Regions from separate parts of the Mus musculus genome. Here all the other regions are linked to region 2. A link is a loop called in an ENCODE intact Hi-C map of the cell type or tissue named here. Cell type or tissue: heart. All regions are shown on one strand. Each heading gives the region's core, and the rest is flanking DNA. Links, peaks and the distances in the headings are about the cores only. Region 1 holds the start of Gm33058 (a long non-coding RNA gene). Region 2 overlaps Ccdc162 (coiled-coil domain containing 162). Region 3 has its middle 18 kb from the start of Foxo3. Region 4 overlaps Ak9 (adenylate kinase 9).

Region 1 (8,041 bases), core at 1,888-5,887, 270 kb after region 2:
CCTACAGACTCTCACTCTCTCAGTCTATGCGTCCATATTACTTTCTGCGTCTCCCCCTCTCCCCAACCCTCCAGACAACAAGCTTGTCTTCTGGCCCATGTCTTTCTCTAGACTGCATCCTTCACTCAGCATGTCTTCCTCAACTACTCCTGCCACCTGTTGTTCACATGCAGGGCCCAGTTAGGTCCACTGCTTTTCATGGATGGCTTAGTGACTAGACAGAGCCTCTTCTCTGTGCCAGTAGCACCCTAGTTAGGTCTCTCCCTCTGCAACATATATACATATATATTTTACATACATGTATATTATATATATAGTATATATATACACATATACACTATTATATATATAATTATGTATCAACATATATGTCAACCACATATATACATATACACATACACATATATATGTGTGCATATATGTATGTGTATATATACATATATATGTGTGCAGATATGTATATGTGCATGTATATGTGCATGTATATGTATACACACATACATATGAGAGATGTTTGCCGCCTCCCTGCCTCTTCCTCTACTTCCCAGTTCTCCTTAGTTACTGTTACTTCTCTTAATCTCTCAAACCTAATAAATCCTTTCTTTAAAGACAGTGGAGGTCAGATGGTGCCTATTTAGCTTCTAAAGGGCTTGCCCGCGCCATCCATTCACAACTCCCAACTGCAGCATTTCACCAAGAAACAAAGTAAAAAAAAAACCCTTGAGCTGCAACTGTTCTATCTGCAGCAGGGGAGACAGAGTCAGGAAACAACCAATGGGAAGGCAGCGGGAGAGACAGAGTCAGAAAGCAACCAATGGAAAGATGACAAAAGAAGCTGTGCTGACAGCCCACAAGAGAATTGAACAGAGTTCAGTGTCCTCGCTTTTGCTACATGTTGAGTGGAACGAAGAGGACTGGCGTTTTGTTTTGTTTTTGTTTTTTTTTTTTCCATTTATCAAGGGAGAAAAGTCCATCTTGGTCATGGCTAGTTATCTGCTGAACAATGACCGAGCTCTGCTCTGGAGCATCATGCTCCCTTCTCCAATGAGCTGTCCTCTGTCAGATAAGATACCCTGAGAGCCTGGCAAAGCTGCATGTCCTTCATGAATTAGGTGAGTCTTGATGTCTTACCATGCAATCAATATCTAGAGGCCATTCTTAGTTTATTTTGCATTTTGGTGCTGGGGACTGAACTGAGGCCCTTAGTTGCTAGGCAAGCACTCTACCAAGAAACTAAACTCTCAGCCCTAGGAAAGCCATTTTTATAGAGAAAACTGCATTAAGATGATATTGGGCCTAGGAGTAGTGGTCCACACCTTTAATACCAACACTTAGGAGTCAGAGGCAGGTGGACCTCTGTGAGTTCCAGGCCAGCCTGGTCTACATAATGAGTTCCAGGACAGCCAGCGCTACACAGACAAGCTCTGTCTTTAAAAAAAAAAAAAAAAAAAAAAGGCTCAAATAGCCCATCTCAGAACTCTCCCTGAGGTCCTGAGACTAAGCAAAATGGAGCATTCCAGGAACTTGACCCTTAGTCAGGGCCATAGGGGAGCCATTTTCCCAACTCTAAAAAGCATCTTTCAAAGAAACCTTTGGGCACACTGCAAGTAAGGTGTCTGGAAATTACGACACTTCTTCAACCCCTGCAGCCCGCAGCAAGATTATCCTCTGATATAGCAAAAGGTGTTATGCAAATGAGCTGCCACCACCCCACGGGGGGACAAACTACTCACCCCATTTGCTGCTTGAAACAACCCTTGGAGCAGGCAAGAACAGGGTTCTGTTACTCATTTGTGAGATGAGGAAACTGGGGTGCAGGACGTCCGCAGGCCTCCAGGTGGCCTGGAGCCCTAGACTTTGAACTCCTGTCCCCTGCTCCGCCATTCTATTTGGCATTTGTCTGTAAACACATTTATTTTATTTCTCGGTTGCGGGCTATCCATCCCTCAAGTCCCTCACGTTTTATCTCAACTGCAAAATGGTTCACTTCGCACTGGTGCTGGGAAATGACGAACACAGTCAGAGACCACAGACGGGGGCCCCACAAGTGAAAAGTCAAAGTGGCACTGTTCCTAACCTCAGCTAAACCTGTCCTTCTCTATTAGTAAAAGTACATTCATTCTTTGGACTTTTGCCCAACTGAGACCACATATGTGCCTGAATCCAAGCCCCTGTGGTAACCCAAGAGGTTTCACGTTGTCTCGCATATGGTGAATACAGTCTGGCAGAAACATAAGACACCAACAACATGCAGCGTCACTGCACACATGAACACATTAGAGCCAAGTTTTCCCAAGGATCTCATGGCAGTCCGCATACGCACACGCATAGGAACGTGCTGCTAATTCACAAGCCTGCTGGGGTCTGCCTACAGCATTTCCTACCATGGCTTTCTCCCCAACCGGAAGGACTCCTGCCCATCCCCCACCCCAACACTAGCTTGTGCCTATTTTTCATTACTGGGAATCTATTTACTACCTGGATGTCTTTTTGTTTCAGGATAAATGGATGTATGACTTGATCTTTCTAATTTTTAGCCCCGGCTGTCCTGGAAACCCAGCTGGCCTTGAACTCCCTTGATCCATTTGCCTCTGCCTCCCAAGCACTAGAATTAAAGGGATGCACCACCACCACCCATCCATCCTTGTAATTTAATAATCATGCCCCATTAAGACAGGAGAGAACTTGGAGGTTGTATAGATTACACAGAATGTTGATGTGCCAAAATAAGGAGTCTGCGAGAGATGCCTTAGTGACCACTGACAAAGAATGGGCGGGGTGTGCAGTTATAACTCTAGTAGCTGGGAGAGGCAGAGGCAGGAGCATCACCAGGAGTTCCAGGTCATCCAGAGATCATGTCAAAGGCTAAAATTACTAAGTGATGAAGTTCTAACACTGGGTTTCACAACTGCGTGTTAGAAGTTAGAGGCATTTCTTCATTGCCGCGATGACTATATTCACAGTACGGAGAAGCGGCAGGGCTGAGCAGACATGCTAAGATACCGGCAAGCAAGCGGTTCTCGGCAAACAGTGCGCGTGGATCCTTATTTCCCCGCCCTGGATCTTCCTGGCTGCAGAGGAAATATCTTTAGCATATTCTTCCTGGCCCTGCTGTGTACGCTAACCCTCCTTCCTGATTGGTGGCTTCATCCAAGCCTGTCCTGGTCCCGCTTCTCCTTTCCTCTTGTTAAAGTAAGCTGCCGTCACAGTATAGTATTTTGTGAAACTCTAGGCACAGACAGAGCCTGTGCCTGGGGAGGTATGCAGCACTGGAAGGCTTGTTATAAAACTCATCCTCCAGCCATGGTGATGAGCCCCGCCCTTCCATAGTTCAGAACCCAAGGCATTATATGATCGTGGGTGCCGCCGAGTCTCCTCACATCTCCAGACTTGCTGTCCTTGGAGAAGCAGTCTGAGCAGCCACTGGGAAACTGCTTCTTCCCAAGCAAAGGCAGAGGAGAAAGGCAATGCCTGCTCTCTCCTGTCAGGTGAGTTAGCGGCCAGTTGCTCTGGCGGATAAAGCATTCCTTTACAGGAAGGGAAGTTCCTAAGTGAAGAATAGCTGTCTCGTTCAGTGAACAATAAATCACTACAATTTGTATGCCATTAAAAACTGGGTGTGAAGGAACTCTCCATCCTAGCAGATGGACAAAGGTTGCTTTGAGAAAGTATTTCTGCTGTTTCCCATGTTGGGTATAGGTCTCAATTGTGTGTGTGTTTGCATATGCAGTATTTTGGGGTGAAGCCATGTTGCTTACATTTTATTATGCATTCAGTATAGAACAGCTTCTTGTCTGTTTTCTTTCCCTGATTAAAACATTCTTTTCTGGCATGGGTCTTGTCTATAGCTCGGGCAGGCCTTGAACTTAGGAGTCTTCTACTTTAGTCTCTGAAATGGTGGGCTTACAGTCTTGGCCTATCCAGCCCAACATTTTTGTTTTAATTAAATAGGAAGGACTGTCCAGTTTTGCGGATTCTGCAAATGACACGCTGTAAAACAAACTCCCTTTCTACCCATATTTGTAAACACTCAAACATGGTGATAGCTTGCTCGAATCAAGTGGTGTGCACGGCAGGGGCATGCTCTCAAGTGGCAACAGTGAGTTTCACTTTCTCCAGATCCATAGGATACGGGGTGCAGACTGTGGTCCCCACAGAGTCTCTACCAGATGCTAGGTTCAGAGAAAGGTGTTGAAGACAACCAAACCAGCTGTGATGTGAAGGTGGTGGGTGGTGTGAAGCTCTACAGTGCCCCTTGGAGGAAATTGAATGGAAGGGCTGACCCAGTAGGTCTAGGGCTAATCCCAGAAAAGGGAAATAAAAAGCAGGAAGGGGGTGGGGGTGGGGCAGCTAAACAGCACAGCAGGGATCTGATTTCAAGTTGGAGGGAGAAGTAGGGCTTGCTTATTCTTTGAGACTACAGCCTGTTATTTAACTCAGACTGGCCTTGAACTTGAAAATTTTTGGCTTCAAACACCTGACATTATGGCCCTAACAACCACACCTACCTAGTGCCCTCCTTTCTCTTTCTTTTCTTTCTTTCTTTCTTTCTTTCTTTCTTTCTTTCTTTCTTTCTTTCTTTCTTTCTTTCTTTCTCTCTTTCTCTCTCTCTTTCTCTCTCTCTTTCTTTCTCTCTCTCTCTCCCTCTCTCTCCCTTTCTTTCTTTCTTTCTTTCTTTCTTTCTTTCTTTCTTTCTTTCTTTCTTTCTTTCTTTCTTTCTTTCTTTTTCCCAACATATGTGAATACACTGTAGCTGTCTTCAGACACTCCAGAAAAGGGTGTCAGATCTCATTATGGATGGTTGCGAGCCACCATGTGGTTGTTGGGATTTGAACTCAGGACCTTCAGAAGAGCAGTCAGTGCTCTTAACTGCTGAGCCATCTCTCCAGCTCCGTGCCCTCATTTCTTGATCTGACATATGTTTGCTCCTGATAGCACTAAATGTTCCTTTATATCAATGGATTTTATTTTTATTATATAAAATGGTACCACAGACATATAACAGATTGGAAAAATGTCTTCAACTAGACGAGAATGCCCAATCTGTGACATTAAAAAGGGGCCAGATACTGAGGTCCATGCCTGTAATCCCTGCACTTGGGTGGATGGAGAGAGAAAATTATAATCAAAGAGAGACTTTGCCTCAAATTCCAGCACTCAGGGGGCAGAGGCAGGTGGATCTCAGAGGTTGAGACCAGCTTGGTCTACAGAGTGATTTCCAGGACAGCCAGAGCCACACATAGAAATCTTGTCTTGAAACAAACAAACAAACACTATCCAACAAAGATCAGCATGGTTGAGAATTTGAGGTTGTCTTAGTTACTGTTGTTCTACGGTTGTGAAGAGAACCTATGACCAGGGCAACTCCTAATAACTCTAATAAATCATTTAACTGGGGGCCGCTAACAATTTTAGAGGGTTAGTCCACAATCATGGCAGGACACAGACAGGCATGGCACTGAAGAAGCAGCAGAGAGCTTTACAACCTGACCTACAGGGAGCAAGCAGAGAGGGAGAGAGAGAGAGGGAGAGAGAGAGGGAGGAAGAGGGAGAGGGAGGGAGGGAGGGAGAGAGAGAGAGATGGAGAGAGGGAGAGAGAGTTAAAACTTCAAAGCCATCCTCAGCAACACATCTCCTCCAACAAGGCCACACTTTCTAATCCTTCCCAAACAGTTCCACCAACTGAGGACCAAGAAGTCAAACATATGAGCCTATGGAGACCGCTTTCATTCAACCCACCACATGGGCATATCTTTATCACAGCGGTGAAACAGTGAAAAGTAAGCTGATAGAGGTAAGGCAAGAGAATTTTTACTGTCCCATTTTTAAAACCTATGAGATTATTAAAAAGTATTAAATATACTGTGAACAATATAAGCTGTCTGAATGGACACGAAGAAACCAAGAGAGAAGAGGTGACATGAAACAAACTGACTATTAAAAATACAGATTAGAGGGGCTGAAGAAATGGCTTAGTGGTTAAGAGCACTGACTTCTCTATCAGAGGACTCAGCTTCAATTCCCAGCCCCACAGGGCAGTTCACAACTGTCTCTCACTCCAGTTCCAGGGGAGCTGACATCTTTACAGAGACACACATGCAGGCACAACACAAGTGCAAATGAAATAAAAATAAATAAATACATACATAAATAAATGAAAAACATGCAGATTAGAGCCAGGTGTATCTTTAATACATGCCTCTAATCCCAGCACTCTAGAAGCAGACATCTCTTTGAGTTTGAGGTCAGCCTGGTGTACATAGGTTCATTTGAGAATACATATCACAAAGACTATGTTGTTGAAGGTATGTCCATATAGCTCAGGATAAAAACATCTTTATTTTTTGTTTTGTTTTGCTTTGAGATAGGTTTGAACTGGCCTTGAATTTATGATCCCCCTGCCTCAGCCTCCCAGGTATGTCAGTATTACAAGTGTGTGCTGCCGCACTCCTAGCTCGGATAGCTTTTATACTTTTCCTTATATCGCCTACATTTTAACAGAAATGACCATCACTGTGTAATCAGAAATAACTACTTTCAAAAACAAAAACAAAACCCCACAAATGACCCAAAATTCAGTCAACATAAAAAAAGAAAAGTGCTTTATAAGTGCCCCTTGCTAAAACATGGTCTGGCCTTGTCTTTGACCAAAAGAGATTATTTTTTTATTTTTTTACAATCCTTTCAAAATGGAGGACCAAAATCTAAAATTAATAATCATCATAAATATTTTAAGAATCTTGAAGTCAGGGTGTAAATCTGATTTCTAACATGTCCTCCCGACGCCTCCGAGCACACCAAAGGATCAATCCATCCTCACTAATTGACAAGCACATTTCAAATCCCATGAGTTACTACATCAAAGATGCGATTATTTGATGTATAAATGCTATTAGGGGTGAAAATCTCATCTACAAAGCAATATGAGAGCTAGGGAAGTTTTGGTGGAAATAATTTAACTGAGAAATTTAATCTGTCACAAGAGCACTAATAAAACTCTAAGCAGAAGAAAAATTTTCTTCCTGTTGTAGCCAGATGAATGATACCTGCTTGTTTACTACCTGCCTCCCCGTGGTCCCAGAGCTGCATGGCATCCACAGGGCCTGTGAAAAACTCCACCCGATGTCATTAACTCCAGTCACTGCAGACAGAGATGTGGCCTTAGGGCTGGCTGGGAAATCCCCAGCATCACACACATGGATGAGCAGAGCTCAGAGACTCTTCGCCCCTCCATGCGTATTGCTTTGTTGCTCTTCCCCTTTACTGAGGATGGAAACTATGCCTTCTACCATGGCCCCACCTCTTCAGTCTTCTCCTTACTTTCTGTCTTACAATGGAGCCTTTATTGCTTTCAATTCTCCTGCCTCAGCTTCCTGATTGGCTGGGAATGACAGGCCTGTGCCATGAGGCTCAGCTCAGGCCTCCCTCCCTTCTTTTTTTTTTTTTTTTTCTTTTTTCTTTTTTCTTTTTTCTTTTTTTCTTTTTTTTTTTTTTTTGGTTTTTTGAGACAGGGTTTCTCTGTGTAACCCTGGCTGTCCTGAAATTCACTCTGTAGACCAGGCTGGCCTCGAACGCAGAAATCCGCCTGCCTCTGGACCTTGAACTCTTGATCCCCCTGCTCCTCTCAGTTCCGGGACTCCACATCTGCCAAGCCCGGCTTTCGGCCCTGCTTTCTCTGCAGAACTATGCAAGCAATATGGAAGGTTCTGCCGAAAGCCATGAAACAGCCTCCTGTAACGGGACACACACTGACTAGCCAGGGGCCACTTCCCTTGATCTCCGAGACCCTGGCCTGCCTCCGGATGCGGAGGCTTCTCATCTGCTGCTACTTTAAACGGTGTCAGAAAGCTAATTTAACCCCTCTAACCTTGTCGAGCACAGCACCTACCTGCACTAGCAAATGGCCAGAATCAGGCAGGCAGACGCCGTGCTTCTCCGTGTCCTCCGTCATTTCCTTTATCAGCTGTGCCAATATTTCCACTGCACCCTTGTTGACCATCTCAGTAAGAAACCCCGGGCTTCCGGAAACGAATTTCAGAGC
Region 2 (8,041 bases), core at 1,954-5,953:
GCGGCTTGACAGGGCGGACCTTTGTTCTAAAAAGTGAGCTCTCTGCTTTGTGGCAACCCAGAGGTGAACAGCTTCCTTCTGCCCCATCTTCCAGCTGTGTTATTCTCCCTCACCACAGGCTAAGAAACAATGCAGCCAGGTGTGAACAAAAGTTGCTTGAAAACAAAAAGAAAATTGTACATTACATTGAATCTTCCAGGTGGCTGTCTAACTGACAAGAACTTCAGTGGCTGTGGAGAACTGGATGTTGCAAGCCTAATTACAATTGGTCTTGGACTACTTTTAGCTTCTATAATAGCCATTCCGGGCTCATCTCTGCGACTGACCTTACATCTTTGCGACTATTGGGTAAATCCTTTGGAATGTACAGATGGAAAATTAGTTTCCATTGCCATGCCCATTCCAGTGGTGTCTACATAACAAGTCCAAAAGCTTGGCCGCAGTCCTGAGGCAAAAAGTTTCACGGAAGCTGGTCTCCTGGAGGTCCTTGGTGTTCTGTAACTTAGATGTGGTCCAGATTTGTCCTTGCGATAGTCGGTGGAGGGTTTTGTGTGCTTTCTTTCAGTATTGTTTTATTATAGGTGCCCCCAAGGAATGATTTGACACATAGCCAAGTTAGATTGGCCATTGTTTCCTGTCCACCACTGGTGTCCCAACATCCTAGTCAATCCTTGAGCTGACCTTGGGCTTGGAATCTTGTAAAAATGTTACTTATTCAGACAAAATCCCTCCAGTGTTGAAAGAGAGATAGTGAAAGAAATCAGGTATTGCAGTTTACTGGATAAGAGTTAGAATCTCAGGGCAAGTTCAACAAAGTAAATTTAGAATTCTCATTACAGTCATGTATGGCAGACTACATTACATAATAGAAGAAAGTTGGTGGGCTCCTCTGGTAAATGGAGGTTCCCCACAAACACTTAGAATAACAGCTGAGTCACTCCTAGATGCAGGAATTTACAATGGTCTAGGAAGAAGGTGGGTTGTGGTTTAAGAAGGAACTAGAGTATCTTGTTATTCACAGAAAGGTTAGCAAGAAAGGGACCTCCCTAGTGCATACTTCCAAAAATAGCATAGCTAGGTATTTACTAAGGGACCCCTGGTGGTGGGTTACACAATAGACTAGAATTGTGGCTAGGGTGTGAAGCCCTTGTACCTGGAGCATAAAGCCCTCACAACTGGCTTCTAAGAATAGCTGACTTTAGGTAGGGCTGATTTTATCTCAGTTGTAACCACTGCCTGGTTCCTGCTGCTTTTATGTATGCATTTTTCTGTTTTGTGTAAAGAATCATTATGCATAGGATGACTTCAGTGAATTTTGGCTGATGTATCACCTAACTACCTTGTTTTCTTCGGTAATGACTATATAAGCCTGATGCTCACTTTGAGAAATTATACTCAGATTCAGCACTCTCTTGTGTTCCTGTCTGTTTGTCACTCCTTGCCCACCTGAGTACAGGAACCTTGATTCTCCCCGGGTTGAGGGACCCTGACTGGGTCTGCCCATGGCATTCCACCAACCAAAAGGCTAAAAACACCACCAGATAGCAATCAAGACATATAGCTGAGATTTCCCCCAAGCTGTAACTTGCCTACCAGTGTATTTGAAAGTGTCTTGATTTGTGACTTTTCTTTGTTGTGTTACTATGAGAACTTTATGATGTCATTACCATGTTGGAACAGGGAACTTGCGAGACCCTGACTTTGTGCTCCTGGGCCATGGTCACGCACATCGAGCTCCATAAGAAACTATACCTTAGTCCCTTCCAGGTGAATGCTGTGAGATTTGCACAAGTGACCCTGGAATGAAGCCTCTGATAGCAAGCCAAGAGACATCTTCCCTCATTTGGAAATAATAAATAAATAAATTCACAATCCAAAAAGTTAAGTCTCACTCCAAGCAAGAGAAAAGCAAAGAAAATCTCACTATATATTATAATAAAACATCTGAAAATTATTAAAAGCTTAAAACAGCCAGAGAACAGGAAATATATTGTGTTCCGAGATAGAATCCATTCAAGTCACAAGAGAATAGAGTAGCACCTTTAAAATAATGAATGATAGAAGTTGTCAGTCCAGAATTCTATAACCAAGGAAAAATAGCTTTATAAAATTAAAGAAAAAATCATTTTTATAAAATAACAAACACCATGAGAATGTCTTCCTGGCCGGCATGAACTACAAGTGACATTAAAGAAAGCTCTCCAGATAATACAGGAATGAATATATTATGGAAATCCAGGCTGTTCTAGAACTTTTCCAACCTTATCACTGTTGACAATTGAGGCATCATAATTCTTAGTTGCAGGATGTTCTGTGCAGTAGTGTGCGACATCATCCTTAGCCTCTGGTAGCTAAACATGAGATGCTCCAGTCGTCTATGTCCACTGCCCCCAAAACTCTGGAAGCCAAGAACATCTCCAGACACAAATATCTATTATCCCTACCCTTCCTCTCCCTCCATTGTGAACCCTGTTACACAAAAATGAATGGTGAGTACCAGGAAAACAGAAGGAAGGGAGGCAGGCAGGGAAGGAAGCAGGAGGGGAAGCAAGAGGGAAGAAGGAAAGCAGGTAGGGAGGAGGGAAAGAGGGAGGGAGGAGGGAAGGAGGGAGGCAGGGAGGGAGGTGGTAAGGAGAGAGGCAGGTAGGGAAGAGGGAGGGAGGAAAGAAAAGAAGGAAGAAAGACAATTATAAAGAGAAAAATTCTAAATGAACAACATTTTAACTTGCAAATAGAATCTCATTATCTTCTGTGATTAGCACTAACTACTTACTAAAGAGCTAACTTTATTTAAGAGGGGAAACAACTCATAACATGGACTACCTTAAATGATTTAATAGAAGTGAAGAATAAATCATTTAAAAACTTTAAATACTACATGATTATGCAAAGTTGAGAAGCTATATAAAAGTTCAGGGGTGTTTCATTGTCCTGCAACCTAAGCTTAGGGATTCTTCTGTCTTTGGTCAATATGATCAATATTATCAAATGTGCATACATAGTTTTAATTAATATCACAAGATGAAGTAATTCCTTTGCAAACAAAACAAAACAAAAACAACAACACTCGATGGAAGGACAATAGTCTATCAAATAGCAATCTACATTGATTTGCTTTTCTCTTGACGGTAGTAAGGCTGGCTGGTTTTCTCCCTCCCTCTCTCCTTCCCTTCTTCCCTCCTGTCTCCATCTCTCACTCTTATTACAATGTTGCAGGAATTTTAATGCAAATTATTTTCCTACTTTGAATTATTTTCTTAAGAGTGGTTTTCAGAAATAAACGTTTTTGTTTTTGTTTTTTGGCCTTTGGGAGATGGAGGTTGTTTTTTTCCTTGCAGAGTGGAAGACCGGCACAAACAGTATTTAGGCAGACCCGGTCAATCTCTCAGCCCAACAAGTTTAAGCTGAACTTAGCTGTGAGAACGAAATGATCTCTGATGAAGAAAGCATTTACACCAAGTCTGCAAATTACCCATCTCCAGAACACTTGCCCACAGGAGCTACCTAAAAGTCAGCTTGCTGATTCCTTTCTAATATACTCCAAGTATGTTTTCAGATTGCAAGATGACCCTACCTGCAACAGAAGCAGAGGAAGGTTTTCCGGTGTGTACTCTCGCCTTAGGCAGCTCTCTAGCTCCCTCTTGAGGACATCTGCCTGAATAACAAGGGGCTTGGACTCAGCCACCTAAACCCAAACAATGAATGAGTTTCAAACATCCTCAATCTACCAAATTTCAAATGTCAAAACATCCGATCTATCTAAGGATACAATGATTCGCACTTGCTTAGCTTAGCAATGAACAGGATGTGGGGCTGTTTTGTTCAAAAGTATCAGCTGTTTGCCGGGGTGGGGGTGGGGAGCTTTTCCTGCGAACTTCTTTCTCCCTTAGCTAAATCGAACTTGTTTTCCTGACTCCGCCCATGCCCCCCTCTCACCTGGAGAGTTCTCTTCAGAGCCGCTTCCCGTTCGCGTCTAAAGTGAGCGACATCCTTTGGTATTTGAACGGAGCTGCGGGGAGGTTTGTGCAACAGAAGCTGTGTTACGGGATGCTATGATAGAGCAGATAGCAGGCGGCCAGCCTGATCGCTGTGACCCTTCCCAACCTTTCCAGAAGGAATGTCACTCTGGCCCATGGTGGTGGTGGGGTATAAAGGCCACCCTCTTCTACTTTGATATACTTGATCTCTGCTAACCCTTCCCTGGCCAGTTTCTTTCTCCTCTCCAGAGTCTTTCCTCTGATTTACCCCAGTCCCCTACTCCACCCATGCGCGCGCGCGCGCACACACACACACACACACACACACACACACACACACACTTGTATTCCTTTTAGAGGGGAAATCTTGTGTCTGACACACAGTGTGCTTATTAAACCTTGTTGTCTTTTTAGTTGATATAGAACACTGACACTTTAATCACTGAAACAAAATGTTTTTATTTTTATGTTCATGGTGGGTTGTTGGAAGGTAGAAACGACATGGAACTATCAAATGGGAAATCCTTTAGGAAAACTTTAACCACACTTGCTGCCTCAGGAACACAGCTGGACCCTAGGAATCACAGAGCAGACATGGAGGATGGGCTGTTCAAGCCCAGAGAAGGGAGTCCTTCCCTAAGCTGGACAACAAGCGAGGAGTGGAGCTCGAGGACAGAAGATTAGTGCTGTCCCCATGGAGCTCAATGGGCAACGTGAGGCTTGGCAGCCCTGGGAATGCCAGAGGACAGCAGCAAAGCAGATTCCTAGCTTGCAGCCCCTGGCCAAGGAGCCACAGTGATATTTCTAAGATACACTTGAGGGAGCCAGAGGGACATAGCAGTAAGCTTACTTTGGTATTGTCCGCTTGGCCCCAAGAGTCCTGAGATAATGTTGTAAAATGCACTGGTAATGTGCTCCCTTGTTGGACAGTACTTCTGTTAAATGCTCTGTTAAGAGACTGGGGCGTAGCTCAGTGGCTAGAGCACTTGTCTTGCATGGGCAAGGCCCTGGGTTCAGTCTCCAATACTAAGGGGCGGGAACAGAAGGCAAGAAAAGGAAATACATGTTCTCACTTTGACAGTATAAGCAATAGGACTGGGACGCCACAGAAAAGATCAGCAGGGTCACTGGGCAAGGATGGCCCAAGCCAGCAAGTCCCTAGGGCCACAGAAGCCTAAACACCCACCTGGACACTTGGTGTCAGGTTTTTGAAGCTGGTATACTGGCTGGTTTTGTGTGTCAACTTGACACAGGCTGGAGTTATCACAGAGAAAGGACCCTCCCTTGAGGAAATGCCTCCATGAGATCCAGCTGTAAGGCATTTTCTCAATTAGTGATCAGGGGTGGGAGGTCCCATTGTGGGCGGTGCCATCTCTGGGCTGGTAATCTTGTTCTATAAGAGAGCAAGCTGAGCAAGCCAGGGGAAGCAAGCCAGTAAAGAACATCCCTCCGTGGCCTCTGCATCAGCTCCTGCTTCCTGCCCTGCTTGAGTTCCAGTTCCTGACTTCCTTTGGTGATCTACAGCAACGTGGAAGTGTAAGCTGAATAAACCCTTTCCTCCCCAACTTGCTTCTTGGTCATGATGTTTGTGCAGGAATAGAAACCCTGACTAAGACAGTTGGAGACAATCCATGCCTTATCTCTTCTCCTAGCCCTTGGTGGAGAGGGAGGAAAGAGGGAGGGATGGAAGGAGGGAGGAGGAAGAGCAGGAAGAAGAAGATCTTGAGAGTAAAATCAGCCATCAATGACAGGTATGTTGTCTGTTTTCTGAATCTTCATGGAGCAGAGAAGCAATGACCCACAAGACAGGGACGCAGCTATTGACAGGAAATCGCAGGAGGTTTCCCTTGCATTCTTGTCTCTCATCCTTGATGTGCTGGGAGCCAGAGCAGGCACGGGCTTGGCTGCCCAACTGTGTCTCTAGCTATGTCACTCCTCTCCTTAACCTCAATGCACCTGTGGGTGATCTAAAGGAGGCGGCAGAGCGTAAGCAGCCAGTTCACAGGAGATGCTCTTAGTTCAGCAAATGCTGCTCCTGTGATATTTGTCCACTTATCCAGAGGGCTTCATGGACATATAACTATTGCAAGGTCCAGGGCTCAGGGTGTTAAATGAGAACGTAAAATGTTTTAAAATTTAAATAAAGTAATTGATTAAAAAAAGAAGAAGAAGAAAGAAAAGATGGGCAGAGCAGATAAGGCATCTGCTATGCAAGTGTGAAGGTCTAAACTGGTCCCCAGCTAGACTCGGTGTGCACGCCTGCATCCTGGTTCTCCTAATGGGGAGATGGAGATGGGAGGGCTCAGAGGCAGCTAGCAAGGCATACACAGTAGTGGCTAAAAGACCTGTCTCAAACGGGCAGAAGGTGAGGGCTGACACTCTCGGCTGTCCCCTGACCTCCAGCCTGAACTTACACGTGCTCACACACAGCACATGGGGATTACGGAGGAAGAACAAGGAGAAGAAGGGTCATTTTCAGCTGGGTGATAAGAGAGATTTCTAAGTGATCCACCAGAGTGGGCGTTTACCACACCTAGAAAACAGCATCATTTAGATTCTTCCAGATGGCTACAGTGGAGGGTGGCTTGGGTCACGGAGAAATATAGGATCTTCCATCACTGCTCTCTCAAAGTCCCTTTAGAAACCTTCCTGTCATGTGGCACAGCCCAGAGTCCTTGTAGGGCATAAAAGTTGCGATATCAACATTATCTCTGGAATGTCATAGTTTTCAAAATAGTGTGCACTGTCCAGTGATCTTTGTGGTAGGACAGCCGCTTTTGCCTCATTTGCATATAAAGGATCAAGAGCATTGTTAACCTGCCTGGTCCCAGCATCCCTCTGCCTCACTCCTCATCCTGCATCTACCTCAGACACCAAGGAAAACATCTAGACTGCCTGTTCTTAAAATCCACTTTGGAATGAAGTCGAAATGTGTGAACATACGGTCATTCCCTGATCTCCTCCAGACACCTCTGGCCATCCACACCACACTTGCTCAAACCAGCAGGTTTCTCATCTTAACAGACATGGTTGTAAAGGCCTGGGCTGGAAAGACTCAGTGATCCAGGTCCTCTGCTCCTTTGAAGCAACTTGATGGCTATGAGCAGCAGGAATGACCTCCAAAAGGGCCCTTGACAGAACAGTGTTTCGCAGAACCCACCGCCAAATATCTAGCATTATGTCAGCTTTTAAGTGTCTTACCAAGTGTCATTGAACAAAATGAAACTTTTCATTTATATAGTAGCTTCTGAAACTTAGGAAAATGGCGTAATATTTCCCCACTTTGTTAGATAAGATGTTGCTTACAATCTATCATGACTATTCTTGACATAAAAGGCACATGCTCTATGGTATACTGCCTTAGCACCCAGATCTCATCTGTGATGGTTTGTATATTCTTGGACCAGGGAGTGGCACCATTTGGAGGTGTGGCCTTGTTGGAATAGGTGTGACCTGGTTGGAGTAGGTGTGTCACTGTGGGTATGGGCTTAATTCTCTCATCCTAGGTGCCTAGAAGTCAGTCTTCCACTAGCAGCCTTTGGATGAAGATGTAGAACTCTCAGCTCTGCCTGCACCATGCCTGCCTGGTGACTGCCATGCTCCCACCTTGATGATAATGGACTGAACCTCTGACCCTGTAAGCCAGCCCCAATTAAATGTTGTTTTTTTATAAGACTTGCCTTGGTCATGGTGTCTGTTCACAGCAGTAAAACCCTAACTAAGACATCATCTGATCTCCACAGCTAAGCAAGGCTGGGCTCCATTAGTAGCGGGGGAAAGACATTGAAAACTGTCACTGAGTGTCATTTATCTAAGCTGGACATGACGTCAACTGTTTTTGAAGCAAAAGCTCAGGGCAGAACGATCATAGGATGGGAAGGGGAGGGAAACGTCTCAGCAGCCCCACCTGACACTGAATTTACCTGAAGATCCGGTTGCCTGTTCCTGGAAAGAGTCCCTGATCTTCTACCTCAGTCTTCAATTCACTCAGCTTCACCGCCAGCTCCTTCTCCAACAGCACTATCCTTTCTGTGGAGGAGAACTTATACACGCTGTCCATGGTT
Region 3 (8,041 bases), core at 2,594-6,593, 600 kb after region 2:
CTGTGCTGTCCGTGATTGGTCCTCCTGCAGCCCAAGCCCCGCCTACAGCCTATGCCTCTGGCCCCAGGGAAGCCTTAGACAGACAGCCTCTCCTGGGGTCAAGGGACACAGACTCTGGGCACTGACTGGACTGGGTAGTCAGAGTGGGATGCTGTTTTGTTCCTTCTAAGTTATACAGGGTAAGAGGGCAGAATTCTAGGTGGAGGAGTCACGTATGTTTTCTGTCATGCTGAAGTGACTCTAACATAGCTCTGTTATATGGTTAACTCTGAAATGTACCCCCAAGCTCATGATTTGAGTATCTGCCCCCCCCCCCAGCCAGGGGGATTGTGAGGCCTAGCTGGCAGAAGTGGGTCACTAGGGGTGAGCCTTTGAAAATTAGAGTTCAACTATGGGCTCTGGTCTCAACCTCTATGGCCTGGTCTGCTTAGGAGAATAGTGGCCTTTGACACCATTCCTCAGGACTTCCTGGCCTACCCAGCCACAGTGGGCTTGAAAATGAGGCTGTCAACTAAACACTTCTTTTGGCCAGGTATAGGTCTGCAGAGGTAACCAATAGAAATTCCTCCTTTGGCTTCTTCTGCCTGCAGGCTTGGGTTTCTCAGGTACCTGGGAGCCAGGGTTCTGAAGGTGGCTGGGGCTTTGAGCGCTCGCTGGCATCCTGCTGCCCTCACTAGGCTGGCAAGACCTAGAGGTCTGACTACAGGTGAGCTTCCTTCTGGGTTTAGGGGTTGCAGGGGTGGAGCTGTCCAACCCAGAGGATCTATCGCCCTCTTCTGGCCTCCTCAAGCACTGCATGCATGTGGTATACATACATACACTCAGGCAAAGCACCCGCACACATTTTTTAAAAACAAAACAAACAAACAAACAAAACAATAAGTAAGTAAACAAAGTCAAACCAGAAAAGATTTAAGTCCAAAGATAGGGGATGGGCTCATCTCTCAGTTTTGCCCAGCCTGGCGACTCAAAGCAGTTGCTGGTCTGTCTCACTGAACCCACTATCCCCGCCCCCACCCCAGTTACTGAGCTTCCAGAGACAACTATGGGGAGGAAAAGTTTCAAAAACAAACAAAAAACAAACAAACCAACAAACAAAAAAACACACAAAAAAGTTTCAAGGCCAAGACATCACTACCTTACTATAAGGATAACAGTTGCCTCCTGTGGTGCTATTGCCAAGCAGCAGTGGGAGGTTGTGAGAGGGTGGGGGATGAAAAGGAGGAGATCCGAGAGGGTGGGAACCAGGAGGAGACCTGTTGTGATGGTAGACTTCATTTTTTTTTAAAGAATTATTTACTTATTTTATGTATACGAATACACTGTAGCTATCTTCAGACACACCAGAAGAGGGCATTAGGATCCCATTACAGATGGTTGTGAGCCACCATGTGTGGTTGCTGGGAATTGAACTCAGGGCCTCTGGAAGAGCAGCCAGTGCTCTTAACCGCTGAGCCATCTCTTCAGCCTGCTTAAGGATAGACTTCTTAAGGATTCGGTTAAGTCCGCTCTCTCCGTCTGGGTTTAGGGCAGCCATCACAAAAGGTCTGCCGCTGTCCTCCAACATCAGCTGAGACGAAAAACATCTCGTTCACCCATGAAGGCATTTAAGATGCCATTGGTTCCGTTTATAGCTATGATTATGGGTTGTTTCCTTCTCTCAGTGGATACAAAGTAAAATGGCAATGTTGTTGGCGTACTGGGCACCCTTTAACACCAAAACGGACCCTCATATGTAAAAGACTTGGAAATTTTTCCCAAAGGACAGTTTCTCTATCTGACTGTCAAGTCTCTCGTGTTTTTTTGTTTTTGTTTTTCAAGGCAGGGTTTCTCTGTGTAGCCCTGGCTGTCCTGGAACTCACTCTGTAGACCAGGCTGGCCTTGAACTCAGAAATCCGCCTGCCTCTGCCTCCTGAGTGCTGGGATTAAAGGCATGCGCCACCACAGCCCCACAAGTCTCTCGGTTCTTACATCCCCTGTTCCCTTTTCATTAGAAACAAAGCTAAGGAAAAACTGCCAACACCTCCTGCTGGCAAGAAATCGCACCTTAGAGGTACAGGTACCAGCCTCCTCTGTCCCCCTTGACTGAAGCATGCCCACTCTCACCAAAAAGAATGAGCCAGATAGGAAAAGAACCTTCTTAGTCTCTATTTAGGTATTTTGATGTTTGGAGACAGGGTCTCACTATATAGGCCAGGCTGGCTTTAACTTGACATCTCCTGCTTCCACTCGCCACGTTCTAAGACTAGAGGCATGTACCAGCACACCTGGCAGAATCCCCCCTTGGAAGCAGATGTGCTTTTATGAAGACCCCAACATGTCTTCTGGGTTTTATAACCAGTTCCACTTCTCCATACTAATCTAGCATAACTCTTAAAAGATTGAATAGTGACTCACCCCAGGGATGAATTGAGTCTCACGGTCGGGGTCTTGTTTTCCTGAGAGCCTCAACCTTCAGAACCACCTTGGGAGGTGAAGTGGGGTCGGCCAGTGGAGCTCTCAGCAAGCACTTGACCAGCTGTTTTGCCTGTGTGAGCCCTGCAATTACCTAGGGTGGGTTGGTCTGCTTTGCAACTACATCTATTAGCCTCAATCTTCAGTGCCGCTGGCCGCTGTGATCATGGTTGGAAGCATCCAGAGATGCTGTCTGACATCCGTCTCTCTCTGGGTATCATCAGTAACCCCTTAGCTGTGTGCTCCCTACCCTTGCTGCTGCCAAGTGCCACTGCCCCCACCTCTCCCCTGGATCTTTGCAAAATGGCCAACATAGGGGTTATGTCTGTGTGCATTCAGCCACACAGCAGGGCCACCAGTCTGTGCTGCCAAGCAGCGGCGGGTGCCTGCATGTGATTGCAGCTTTCAGAACATGCCTTGCGCACTCCAAAGCATTATACCAGAGGCAAGTCTCCACTTTCGCTCTTAAGTCCCTTTCTTGTAAACCACCAGGCTTGCTCAAGATGACCATTCCAGAAGCCTCTCTCACAGACACAGCTCAGACTGCTATCCAGGCTTTTCTGCTCCACCGGAGAGAGCACCACAGTTGCCCCTGGAGCACTGTGACCCCCAGAACAACTGAGCACTTGACCTCCTTATCTCTAGTGTCCGTCCTGGTAAGCCTTACTCCTTTGGTTTTCTACCTCTTGGCCACTACCCAGGAAGCTCTGGGAGGGGCAGAAGGGAACAGAAAGACCTCTGAGGAAGGCTCAAACATACAGTTCCATTACATTGCTCAAGACACCAAGAAACCACAGTACAAGTGCGTTGGGGAGGGTGACCTTACCCGAGCCCACACACCCACCCACACACAGCTGGTTGGCTGACTGGCCAGAGGCAGCTGCTTCTCAGCAACTTCTAGTACAATGAGTCACCTCTAAAACAGGACCCTTAACCTGCCCTGATGGGGACACTCAGACGTACTCAGGAGGGGTAAATTCTTTCCAATGGACCAGGATGAAGGAGCCATCATTTTCACACAATGCCATGAAGGTTCCCTCAGATGAACGAGTGCTTCTTCTATTTACCCACAACTCGAGGCCCTCTAGGTCAATCCTGCCTTGTTTCCAGCTAACAGGGAGAGGCCAAGAGGGCCTGGCTCAGTGGAAACCACTCAGATCTCAACCACACTTCCTGGGTTCCAGTGTTTCTCATGGGGAAATGAGTATTTTAATTGACTGGCACCTGCCAAGGGTTGGCTTTGTCTGAATGTTTGTAACCCAGCTGGGGACACTAGCTTACCATACTAGGAATGACATTGGGATTCCAAACATGTTTGGCACACATCCCAAGGTCTATTGCTAGTAAGAATCCAAGACACCTGCATGTGTGGCAGATGATGGGTACAGGCAGCATGGCACATGACATCCCTTTTCTAGAAACACTTATATCTGCTGGGCTCAGTCTCACTGGTTTTATCACGGTGTGGCTGACCACAACAGGGCCCCAACTTTGTAGGCAGAGAGGGAGAAGAGCACAGAATCGCAGTGCCCATTTCTTGTTGGCAGCTTTCAAGATCACACTGGGAAGTGTGATTGCATTAGCCTGCACCTTGTTACCAAGAAAACTAGAGAAGAAAGGAAGGAAGGAAGGAAGGAAGGAAGGAAGGAAGGAAGGAAGGAAGGAAGGAAGAGAGGGAGGGAGGGAGGAAGGAAGGAAGGAAGGAAGGAAGGAAGAGAGGGAGGGAGGAAGGAAGGAAGGAAGGAAGGAAGAAAGAAAGAAAGAAAGAAAGAAAGGAAGAGGAAGGGAAGGGAAAGGAAAGGAAAGGAAAGGAAAGGAAAAGAGAGAAAAAGGAAAGGAGAGAAAAGGAAAAGAGAGAAAAGGAAAGGAGAGAAAAGGAAAGAAAAGAAAAGTATTTTCTAACTAGGTGCCAGGGCACTGTGATAGGTTTCATCAGAGGCAGAGACTATGCTTGAATTTCTGATCTTCTCCTGCCATCTTGTGGCTGGGAGGACGAGCTTGCTCTAAAGACAAGGAGATGAAGGCAGGGAAGAGAAAAACAGTGCTGTGGCAGCCCAGTGACTTGCTGGGGTTCACTGCCCACCACTCTACATATCAATACTCATGTAGGAGTGTGTATTATGTGTATGTATTATGTATTATGCATGTATATATATATATATATGTGTGTGTGTGTGTGTGTGTGTGTGTGTATATTATGTCTGTATGTGTATGCGTAATATATGTATGTGTGTATATGTCTGCCTGTATGTATATATTATGTATGTGTGTATGCATGTATGTATGTATATGTATGTTTGTATATGTGTGTATGTATGTGTGTATATATGTATATATTTGTATGTGTTTATGCATAATGTATATGTATGTGTGTATATATGTATGTATATGTGTATTGACAGGGTTTTATCATGTAGCCTAAGCTGGCCTTGAACTCTCAGTAATCCTCTGGATTCACTCCCCTGAGTGTTGAGGTTACAGGTACAAGCTAACACACTCAGAAATATCCACTTTGGAATTCACACTGATTGTAGTAGCAGTAGTAGTAGTAGTAGCAGCAGCAGCAGTAGTAGTAGCAGTACTGAACTAGCTATGCAGTGAAGGATGACCTTGAACTTGATCCTTCTGCCTCCACCTCCCGAATGCTCAGTTCTATGATGCTGGGGCTTAAACCCAGGGCTTCGATAATTTCCCAGCGCTGTGCCTATTATCCCAAGCCTGAGGTCGGCATGGTACTGCACACCTGTAGTCCTAACAGCACTGGAGAGGCAGAGACAAGAGAAAGAAGCGCTCCCGGCTAGCTTGCCTAACAGGAGATTTTGTTCAAAACAAACTAGCATTTCTACACTCAGTCTCTCCTTATCTGTCTGTGGTGCAACCAAAAATTCCTTCACATGAACTGATGTCCACACCTACAAAACTGTCTTCCTTCCCTGATCACCCGACCCAACAGTTTGAGACAGGATGGCACTATGTAGCCCTGGCTGGAGTGGAAATCACTACATAGACCAGGCTGGCCTTGGCCTCACAGAGACCCTTCCTGCCTCTGCCTCTGGGGTGATGGGATTAAAGGCAAGTGCCACTATGCCAGGCTTAAAACTTTCTTAAACCATTTTTGTTTCAAATATAACTTTTAGAAAGCATTTGTTTTAGATTTACTTTTTTAAATTAAACTTTTGTTTGGTTTTTTGAGACAGGGTTTCTCTGTGTAGCCCTGACTATCCTAGAACTGACTCTATAGACCAGGCTGGCCTCGTACTCAGATCCACCTGCCTTTGTCTACAGACTTCTGGGATTAAAGACATGTGCTACTACCACCAGCTATAATTAAACTTCTGAGACGTGTTCATTAGCATGCAATGGTAAGACGACCTTCGGAGAGAGGTTGTCTGTGCACTTTCCCAGTTTCCCCCCTAGGGGCACTGAAAGGTAGCATTTTACACTGGGATGCTGACACTGGCTAGGCCCCCATACTGAACAGTGCCATCTGAGTTACTTATCTGCTGCTCCGCTGAAACACTGTTACCATGGCACCTTAAAGAAAGACAGATCATTTGGGTTTGCTGTTCCTAATAGATAAAAGTCCATTGGGGGTGGGGGAGCTGGAGAGATGGCTCAGTGGTTAAGAGCACTGACTGCTCTTCTGAAGGTCTTGAGTCAAATCCCAGCAACCACATGGTGGCTCACAACCATCTTTAATAAGATCTGATGCCTCTTCTGGTGTGTCTAAAGACAGCTAAAGTGCACCTATTTATAATAATAAATAAATCTTTGGACCTGAGCGAACAGGGCCAGAGCTAGTGGGATTGACTCCAGCGAGCAGATGTCCTAAATTTAATTCCCAATAACCACATGAAGGCCCACAACCATCTGTATGTCTACAGTGTACTCATACATAAAAAATAAATAAATAAAAACTTTTTTAAAGAGTCCATTACTGGGCTGGAGAGATGGTTCAGAGGTTAAGAGCACTCTCTGCTCTTCCAGAGGTCCTGGGGTTCAACTCCTAGAACCACATGGTGGCTCACAGCCATCTGTAATGAGATCTGGTGCCCTCTTCTGGTATGCAGGTGTACATGCAGATACAGGACTCATACGTTAAATAAATTAATAAATATCTGTGGTGTCAACAGAGCAAAATGTTTTTGTTTTTGTTTTTGTTTTTAAAACAAGAATCCCGCATCATCATGGCAGGGAAGCATGCTAGGAGCTAGTACAATGACTGCAGTGGCAAACTGAGATCTCACCTCTTAAGCTGCAAGTGGGAAGCTGGGAGTAACAACTGAGAATGGCAGAAATCTCTTAAGCTCTCAAAGCCCACCCCCAGTGATGTACCTCCTCTAGCAAAGCCACACCCCTGAATCCTCAACAGTGCCATCAACTGGGGACCACATATTCAAACACGTGAGCCCATGGGCAGGTATGTGGAAGGGGCATCTTATTCAAATCACTACAAATTCTATATAGATTCCAGTATAGATGGTTGTGAGCCACCATGTGGTTGCTGGGAATTGAACTCAGAACCTCTGGAAGAGCAGTCAGTGCTTAGAGCTCTGCCCTCCTGTTCCTTTGCACTTCCTGCACGCCAGGCCCATCTTGCCCCAACAACTATAAACCTAACTCTATTTCTGTAATCTTAACACTTCCAGAATGTCACACAAGTGAAATCTCAGTGTATAGTAGGGATGGTGCTTTTTCCATAAGCCCATTTCTCTCAATCAGTGGGTAATTCCACAACATGGATGTACTATGCTTTAACCATTCCCTCTTTAAAGACCACTTTGGGGTGATGGAGAGATGGCTCAGCAGTTAAGAGCACCAAATGCTCTTCCTGAGGTCCTCAGTTCAATTCCCAGCAACCACATGGTGGCTCACAGCCCTCTGTAATGAGATCTGCTGCTGCCCTGCTGCCCTCTTGTGGCCTGCAGGTGTACAAGGAGGCAGAACACCATACACATAATAAATTAATAAATAAATCTTTTTTTAAAAAAAGATAATAAAAAAACCCACTTTGGTTGTTTATTGGGGTTGCCACATATGTAGCTTCTGTGAATATCAGTGTGCGGGTTTCTATGTGAAGATATGATATCTTTGACATAAATGTGCAGGAGACAGTTGCTGGGTGGGTGGCAGTTTTCAGTGTTGTTGTTTTTTCCTCAGTCTGTTAGATTTGTAGTGATGCTTCCTGGTGGTTTTTATCTGCATTTCCCTGCTCTCTCATGATGCAGAACATCTTTTTCTATATTTAGCATGTATTATCTCAACTTTTTTGAAACCCACTCATCTTCTCCCTGTCTTCTAGATTTGGGATTTGTTATTGTTTTACATATGTGTATGAGTGTTTTGCCTGTGATGGTCTGTGCACAGCATGTATGTAGTGCTCATAGACACCAGAAGAGGGCAACAGATTCCTTGAAACTAGAATTTACAGATGGTTGTGAGAGGCCATAGATCCTGGGCCCCATAGAAGAGCAGTCAGTGAGCACTCTTAACTGTTGAGTGGATCTCTCCAGCCCCTCTTCTGTTTTCTTTATGAGGCAGGGTCTTGCAGTATAACTCAGGCTGGCCTCCAATTCACAGCACTACA
Region 4 (8,041 bases), core at 2,748-6,747, 260 kb before region 2:
CATGAGAAGGATCTAATAAAGACTTGAGAGGTGGGAAGAGAGAAACACAGCTACAGTAAGGGACCCACAGGAGAGTACAACTCAGATTCAGAGGTTGGGTGGAGCCTGCTCTTAGACAGGAGGTACCAGCTGGGAAGAGGACCCTGAGCCTGGCTCTGAAGCTCCATCCTGGTGTCCTCTACCCTGAGCACAGGTGTCTTTGGGATGAGGGTGCTGCTTAGATAATTCAAATTTTGTGACAAAAGAAAAAGGTTTTATATAGTTGCTGTGAAAGTTACAACATCTGAAATAGGTGATCAAGGTTGGGGCCCCAGACCTAAACATGGTGGCTCACTCCCAGGACTCAGGATAGAAGTAGAAGAATTAGGCATTCAAAGTTGCTCTAAGCTACAGAGTGGGCTACACGAGACCTTGTGTGAAATCAAAAAGCAAAAGAAACTTCTAGAAGCCCTAGTCTTCCCTCTTGTATACTTTTCTCCAGTAGATAAAGCAAGAAGTGAGCTTTGTCTCATACTGATGTCTGTGTGCACAGGGTGAGTGTTGTGTGAGCATGGGTCTGACGAGCTTTGTATTCTTAGGTCACCAATGCAATACTGGAACCAGAAGCTTCCACGCAAACTTCCCCCATTAAAGGAATCCATCCACCTCACCAGTCTGCCTTTGCCTGGGTATCTGGAACAGGTTCTGTTGTATGGCATTTTATGATACATGTTATAAGAACTCAGAAGTGTCTTCTAACAGTTACTTCCACTTTTGATATAGTGAGGTTCCAGGCAAAGTTTCCTGATTTTTTTATTTTTTAAAGGATTTTTTTATTTTATTTTATTTTATTTATATGAGTACACCATAGCTGTCTTCAGACACACCAGAAGAGGTCATCAGATCCCATTACAGATGGTTGTGAGACACCATGTGGTTTCTGGGAATTGAACTCAGGACCCCTGGAAGAGTAATCAGTGCTCTTAACTGCTGAGCCATCTCTCCAGCCCAGTTTTCTGATTTTAAGTTGTAAACCACTCTTCATTTATGGGTGGCTGTTAACATAAAATCTGTGATCTTCTAAATGTAATGCCTGGAGCTGCACCACAGTGAAGGAGAATGAATGGGTCCTCTTAAAACTGTTTACATGTAAACTGGATGAGTAATTTAGTTTCTTTTCTTTTTCCTTTCTTAATTTTGTTTGTTTGGGTTTTTTTTTTTTTTATGATTTGAAATGTTATATTGGCCCTCCAAAGGTTAAATTACTCTACAAAAGAGTCACAATACCATGATAGGTGAAATACTAAACCCACTATTTATCCCAAATCCATATTAAACTGTCTGTCCAAATCACATTTTATTCATCCAGATATAATTATTTTTAAAGGTAGTAAAATTTGTCACTAGTCAAATAGTATTTCAAAGTTATTTAATCTTTAAGTTATTACTTGCACGTGTGTGTGTGTGTGTCGCTCCGTGTGCATGTGTACACACTAGGTGTGCACAAGAGGGGGACATGTGTGTGGAGGTCAGACAACAATTTTGCACAATTGGTTCTCTCCCTCTAATTTTATGTGAGTTTCTAGGATCAAACCTTTACCCACTGAACCATCTCACTAGCCTTCTGAAGTTATTGTTATTATTATTTTATTTCTGCAAAATAAATGTCAAAAGCTCAGTTTTACAGCTTTGTCACTTCTTAAGCACTTTATTTTTGTCAATTTCCCTAGAAAGTTAGTCTCCAATGACACATACCTGAGTAAGCTACATAGCAAGAATGCCTCAGAAATATCTGAAAGAAAACCAGAAGGGAGAGCTGGAGACAAAGCTAGCTTTCCATGGGCTCTCTATGAACCTACCAAGGAAGAACACACAGGGAGGGGTGTTCTCTAAGGCCCTGCTTTATTAGAAGGCCTCTTTTACCTTCACAGCTCTAGGAACTTGGTCACAGTGACACTGGTCTCTGGAATTCCTTGTCATGTGGCCAAGAACACAGAGTAGGAGGCAGGCCACCAGTGCCACCCACACAAGCAGACATGAGCCAAGGTAACTCCATCTTTCTTTGTTAACTTCAAGGCATGCGGCCCCCACCAGCCCGCATTACGTCCAGTTATATTGCATTTCCTCATCAAATGTAGTGTGTTTCTTTCCTGTCGACTAGATGGTTGTCTAATCATCCCCATCCCAGGAAGGCTATTTGATAAAAAGAAAAAGACTTTGATCTGTCTTCATTAAGAACAAACTTGAACTCAGATATACACTGATTTAAATTGTCTCTTACCTGCAGGGGACAGCAACTTCCCTGATCAAGGCAATGAATGCGGCAGGGAACCTGAAACCCAAGCTCCCCTTCCTAAGTGTGAGGAGGTCCGTGCTCCTTTACATAGCGTTTCATCTCAAAGGTACGCCTTTCTGAAATGATGCCCCATTCAGAAAAGCTGCGCACTTGTTGTACCGTACGTGGTAGACAGGGTTGTTAAACGAGGTTGATTGTCTGCTTGCATGGGAGGGGGCAAATGAAATACAGGGTAAATATCTATAGGAAAATATCAAAACTGAAATCCCGAGTTTTTCAATCAAGGACGATGCACTGGACCCAGTGGTGCAGGTCTGTAAAAGCCAGCAGGAGGCTGAGGAGGATTACTAAGATCAAAGCCTGCCCAGGCTACGGAGCCGACTCTAGCTCAGTCCAGTAACTTAGTAAGGCCCTCTCTCAAAAACAAAACTTAGAGTCAGCACTCAAAAATCCATGCCATAGAGAAAAGCGAGTCCAGAAAATGATGACCTAAGCTAGACAGCCCTCTAACCTATGTGGGATGGGACCATCTCCCCCTTGGCTGGGTGTGCTCTCCTTACACGTGAAGTTCTCCTCTGGCATGGCTTACTAACCACCTGTCAGAAAACATTCCCAACTCTGTGACATTTTCTACAGCATTCAATCCCAAGGGTTCTGAATATTCAAGGAAAAAATATAAGAAGAAGCTGGAGCAGTTTGTGGAAAGATGCGAACTCATAACGTACCTCAGTTCCAAGATGACCCGGAAGTACAAGGAGCCTCAGTTCAGAGCCATCGACTTCGACCATAAGCTACAGACATTTTTATCCTTGAAAAACATAGACCCAGTTACTGGGTAGCTTGCTTACGTTACAGAGACCCAAATCCCAGAACTCTCCAAGGGACAGAGGGAATTGAAGAGCAGAATTAATACCCTGCATTTTCTGAAGTATACTTCCCTCCTGCCTAATGTTGTGTATGTAGTTCCTGGGCCTCAGATGGACTCAAAAGGCCTAACCAGGAAGGGTCACCCTCTGAGTATTCATGCAGCTTTCAACTTTATTCCTTTTTTCCCCCTAAATTTGATGCTCCCACAAAATAGGCATTCCATTTGAGATATTAAAATACGTACTACATGTATTTTCTTTTGTTTTTTGTTGTTTTTTTTTTCTCTTTTATGGGGAGGCCAGGTTGAGACAGGGTCTCTCCACACAGCCCAGGCCATCCTGGAACTCACTAGGTAGACCAGGCTGGCCTGGAACTCACAGAACTCCACCTGCCTCTGCCTCCCCAGTGTGAGATTAAATATGTGTGCCACTCCTAGCCCTGCAGAGACTTGTGTGCCAGGGTGGGACATACCTCCTCCCTCTCAGAAGATCAGAGGAGAAGAGGAGGGGGAGGGGCCTTGAGAGGGGACCAGGATGGGGGCATCGATAAGGATGTAAAGTCAATTTTATTTATTTGTTTGTTTGTTTTGTTTTGTTTTGTTTTGTTTTTTCCAAGACAGGGTTTCTCTGTCCTGGAACTTACTCTGTAGACCAGGCTGGCCTTGAATTCGAAATCCGCCTGCCTCTGCCTCCTAAGTGCTGGGATTAAAGGAGTGTGCCACCACTGCCCAGCCCTAAAGTCAATTTTTTTTTTTAATTCATTGTTTTGTTTTTTTTTTTAAAGATTTATTTATTTACTGTAAGTACATTGTAGCTGTCTTCAGACACTCCAGAAGAGGGAGTCAGATCTCGTTAAGGATGGTTGTAAGCCACCATGTGGTTGCTGGGATTTGAACTCTGGACCTTTGGAAGAGCAGTCGGGTGCTCTTACCCACTGAGCCATCTCACCAGCCCTAAAGTCAATTTTAAAAAGGAAAAAAAGGTGTGTGCTACTATGCCTAGCCTTGTCTTCCTACTATGCCTAGCCTTGTCTTCCTTCCTTCATTCCTTCCTTTCACATTTTCAGTAGAAAGCTAGTCTCTATTAAAGAAAATTACCCAGTAAACATTAGAAACCTTCAAGAGACAAAACTAATAGAAATCTTGGTCATACTTTTTACATAAGAAATTGTTTGTATATTTTCTGAACATAAGACACTGTCATTTTCCCAACAAAATAACTAAAATCCGTCGTAACTGACAGGCTGCCCCCATTCTTCCCTGATTGAAATATGCTTAATATGTGGTTCTATAGCTAGAAGTCACTAGGGTTCTAAGAGGAAATGCAGATTTTTATGAAATATGTCAAAAGAGTGTAAGGGAGGGGAAAATTGTTAGATCTGAATACATTTTTATCTTATTTTATTTTTTAAAGATTTATTTATTTATTACATGTAAGTACACTGGAGCTGACTTCAGACACTCCAGAAGAGGGCGCCAGATTTCGTTACAGATGGTTGTGAGCCACCATGTAGTTTGCCTGGACCTTGGAAGAGCAGTCAGTGCACTTAACCACTGAGCCATCTCTCCAGCCCCCCACCCCCACCCCCGAATGTGTTTTTAAAATAAGGACAAATGTTTAGCAGCTGTATAAAACAGCTAAAGTGTTAAATGGTTTAAAAATGTAGGGCATAGAGAGGGCCCAGAAAGCAGCCTCTTAGCAGCACCGCTTACCAGTGCCTAGAATGTCAGCTTCAGGGAGTCTCTGGCCTCTGAGGGTACTGTTCTCATGCACAGATAAACACACATACCCGTAAATAAAAATAACAAATCTTTTTAAAAATGAGTGTGTGTGTGTGTGTGTGTGTGAGAGAGAGAGAGGGGGGGGGGAGATAGAGAGAGAGAGAGAAATTTAATATACAGTTCTTAAATAAAAACTAAGCTAGAATACAGGGCTGAGGATGCCTCTTGGCTGGAAGATGTTTAGCTCACATGCAGGAAAGCCGGGTTCCATCCCCAGCCCCTCACATGCTCGAGATTCCAGCCCTGGAAAGTGGAAGCAGGAGGATCGGAATGTCAAGGTCATCCTTGGCTACATAACAACAGTCCAAGTTCAAAGTCAGCCCAGGCTATAGGGAGCATTGCTTCAAAAAAAGGAGGAAGAGGGAGGGAGTTGTGGGGGTGGGGGGAGAGAGGAAGAGAAAAGAAAAAAGAAAATTCCCCTAACCCTATTAGAAGACTGGGAGTTGACTACAAAAACTTTTTTTCTGGGGATTTAAGCACCACCCACTTTCTCTCTCTCTCACTCTCTTTCTCTCTCCCTCCCTCCCTCTCTCCCTTCCTCCCTCCCTCCCTTTCTTTTCTTTTCTTTCTCTCTCTCTCTCTCTCTCTCTCTCTCTCTCTCTCTCTCTCTCTCTTTTTTTTTTCTTTGAGACAGGGTTTCTCTATATAGCCCTGGCTGTCCTGGAACTCACTTTGTAGACCAGGCTGGCCTCGAACTCAGAAATCTGCCTGCCTCTGCCTCCCGAGTGCTGGGATTAAAGGCGTGCGCCACCACGCCTGGCTTGCTTGCTTGCCTTCTTTCTTTCTTTCTTCCTTTCTTTCTTTCTTTCTTTCTTTCTTTCTTTCTTTCTTTCTTTCTTTCTTTCTTTTTCTCTTTCTTTCTTCCTTCCTTCCTTCCTTCCTTCCTTGCTTCCTTCTTTCCTTCCTTTCTTTCTTCCTGGGTGGTTTGCCTGCACATATGTCTGAGAGTGCCAATACCCCGGAACTGGAATTATAGACGAATGTTAGCCATCATATGGGCGCTGAATCTAATTCAAGTCCTCTGGAAGAGCAGACAGTGCTCTTAACCCTGGAGCCATCTCTCCGGCCACCCCACCCACATAACCAATTTTTTAATATTTGTAATTTACCATTTTCTCACCAGACTACAATTTACTGGCCTTTTCATTTCTAACGAGATTTCCACGGCCCGTCTTTTCAGCCAGTTGGGTATACTGGCATCCCTTAGCAATTAAGCCTAACAGCATATTCCATCCCCTTTGAGTTTCAGGTTTTGAGGGGCAGCAGCCCATGCTGATTGGCTCCAAGTATTTTAGGGACCTCCAAGAAACATCTCACATTCCCCCCGAGCAAGTCCATATCCTCTGCATATCACTTGTCTGGGGATTATGTTTGCTAATTTGGATTCTACTCATTCCCACTGAACTTAAGGCTGGAACTAGGAACCCAGGTGTAGGACCCAAAGTCATTCCAAGTGGGCTCAGTTTGTGTAGCTGTCCAGCAGCCATGGATGAACTGGGTACGTGAAAGGGAGGCTGGAAATGAAAAAGGATGGGAGGTGAGAGAAGGATGTGAAAGACCCCACCATCAGGCTTAGCAAGCTAGCTGCAGTAACGCCATTTTGCAAGGCATGAAAAAGTACCAGAGCTAAGTTCTCAAAAGTTACAAGAAAGTTCAGTTAAAGATTAACAGTTAAAGATTAAGGCTGAATAATACCGGGACAGGGGCCAAATATCGGTGGTCAAGCACCTGGGCCCCGGCTCAGGGCCAAGAACAGATGGCTCTCAGACGTCAGTGTTAGCAGAACTAGCTTCACTGATTTAGAAAAATAGAGGTGCACAGAGCTCTGGCCACTCCTTGAACCTGTGTGTCTGCCAATGTTCTGACCAGGTGTGTGCCCATTGTTGAACCTTCATTAGACCCTCTCCTCGTACCCCTCCCATACCCATTTCTTGAAAATAGACATTGTTTAGAACTAAAAAGTCCCACCTCAGTTTCCCCAAATGACCGAGAAATACCCCAAGCCTTATTCGAACTAACCAACCAGCTCGCTTCTCGCTTCTGTAACCGCGCTTTTTGCTCCCCAGCCCCAGCCCTATAAAAAGGGTAAAAACTCCACACTCGGCGCGCCAGTCCTCCGATAGACTGCGTCGCCCGGGTACCCGTGTTCCCAATAAAGCCTCTTGCTGTTTGCATCCGAATCGTGGTCTCGCTGGTCCTTGAGAGGGTCTCCTCAGATTGATTGACTACCCACGTCGGGGGTCTTTCATTTGGAGGTCCCACCGAGATTTGGAGACCCCTGCCCAGGGACCACCGACCCCCCGCCGGGAGGTAAGCTGGCCAGCGGTCGTTTCGTGTCTGTCTCTGTCTTCGTGCGTGTTTGTGCCGGCATCCAATGTTTGCGCCTGCGTCTGTACTAGTTAGCTAACTAGATCTGTATCTGGCGGTTCCGCGGAAGAACTGACGAGTTCGTATTCCCGGCCGCAGCCCCTGGGAGACGTCCCAGCGGCCTCGGGGGCCCGTTTTGTGGCCCATTCTGTATCAGTTAACCTACCCGAGTCGGACTTTTTGGAGCTCCGCCACTGTACGTGGCTTTGTTGGGGGACGAGAAACAGAGACACTTCCCGCCCCCGTCTGAATTTTTGCTTTCGGTTTTACGCCGAAGCCGCGCCGCGCGTCTGATTTGTTTGTTGTTCTTTTGTTCTTCGTTAGTTTTCTTCTGTCTTTAAGTGTTTTCGAGATCATGGGACAGACCGTAACTACCCCTCTGAGTTTAACCTTGCAGCACTGGGGAGATGTCCAGCGCATTGCATCCAACCAGTCTGTGGATGTCAGGAAGAGGCGCTGGATTACCTTCTGTTCCGCTGAATGGCCAACTTTCAATGTGGGATGGCCTCAGGATGGTACTTTCAATTTAAGTATTATCTCTCAGGTTAAGTCTAGAGTGTTTTGTCCTGGTCCCCACGGACACCCGGATCAGGTCCCATATATCGTCACCTGGGAGGCACTTGCCTATGACCCCCCTCCGTGGGTCAAACCGTTTGTGTCTCCTAAACTTCCTCCCTTGCCGACAGCTCCCGTCCTCCCGCCCGGTCCTTCTGCGCAACCTCCGTCCCGATCTGCCCTTTACCCTGCCCTTA

Evidence for each region. Hi-C counts contacts between places; a loop is a spot of excess contacts. Peaks named below come from ENCODE experiments on the same cell type or tissue, not always from the same donor. Only the 100,000 strongest peaks of a DNase experiment are listed, where the experiment ranks them.
Region 1: it touches region 2 in a loop (3-fold over the local background); 5 of 42 quality-filtered maps call a loop at or near these places.
Region 3: it touches region 2 in a loop (5-fold over the local background); 22 of 42 quality-filtered maps call a loop at or near these places.
Region 4: it touches region 2 in a loop (5-fold over the local background); 18 of 42 quality-filtered maps call a loop at or near these places.

What each region holds. Positions count from the first base shown.
Region 1 is chr10:41,955,751-41,963,791 of GRCm38, forward strand. Armc2 (armadillo repeat containing 2) reads right to left here. Exons shown (of 18, transcript NM_001034858.3): 10 at 7,889-8,041. It overlaps Gm33058 (a long non-coding RNA gene), which reads left to right and starts at 3,157. Exons shown (of 3, transcript XR_380266.3): 1 at 3,157-3,488; 2 at 5,674-5,794. In heart, for the core only: CTCF peaks have their summits at 4,243 and 4,446; DNase peaks (open chromatin) are centred at 3,271 and 4,221.
Region 2 is chr10:41,686,451-41,694,491 of GRCm38, forward strand. Ccdc162 (coiled-coil domain containing 162) reads right to left here. Exons shown (of 48, transcript NM_001358562.1): 2 at 7,901-8,041; 3 at 3,937-4,009; 4 at 3,575-3,685. The coding sequence starts at 8,037. Among named protein-coding and RNA genes, the nearest start is that of Mir3473b, 20 kb to the left of the region's middle. In heart, for the core only: a CTCF peak has its summit at 3,647 (motif pointing left); no DNase peak of the experiment used is centred there; H3K4me3 peaks cover 999 bases; H3K27ac peaks cover 542 bases.
Region 3 is chr10:42,290,792-42,298,832 of GRCm38, forward strand. No RefSeq gene overlaps it. Among named protein-coding and RNA genes, the nearest start is that of Foxo3, 18 kb to the left of the region's middle. In heart, for the core only: CTCF peaks have their summits at 4,440 (motif pointing left) and 6,524 (motif pointing left); no DNase peak of the experiment used is centred there.
Region 4 is chr10:41,430,175-41,438,215 of GRCm38, forward strand. Ak9 (adenylate kinase 9) reads left to right here. Exons shown (of 40, transcript NM_001370813.1): 38 at 579-681; 39 at 2,267-2,381; 40 at 2,912-3,394. The coding sequence ends at 3,114. Among named protein-coding and RNA genes, the nearest start is that of Zbtb24, 16 kb to the right of the region's middle. In heart, for the core only: a CTCF peak has its summit at 4,594 (motif pointing right); a DNase peak (open chromatin) is centred at 4,647.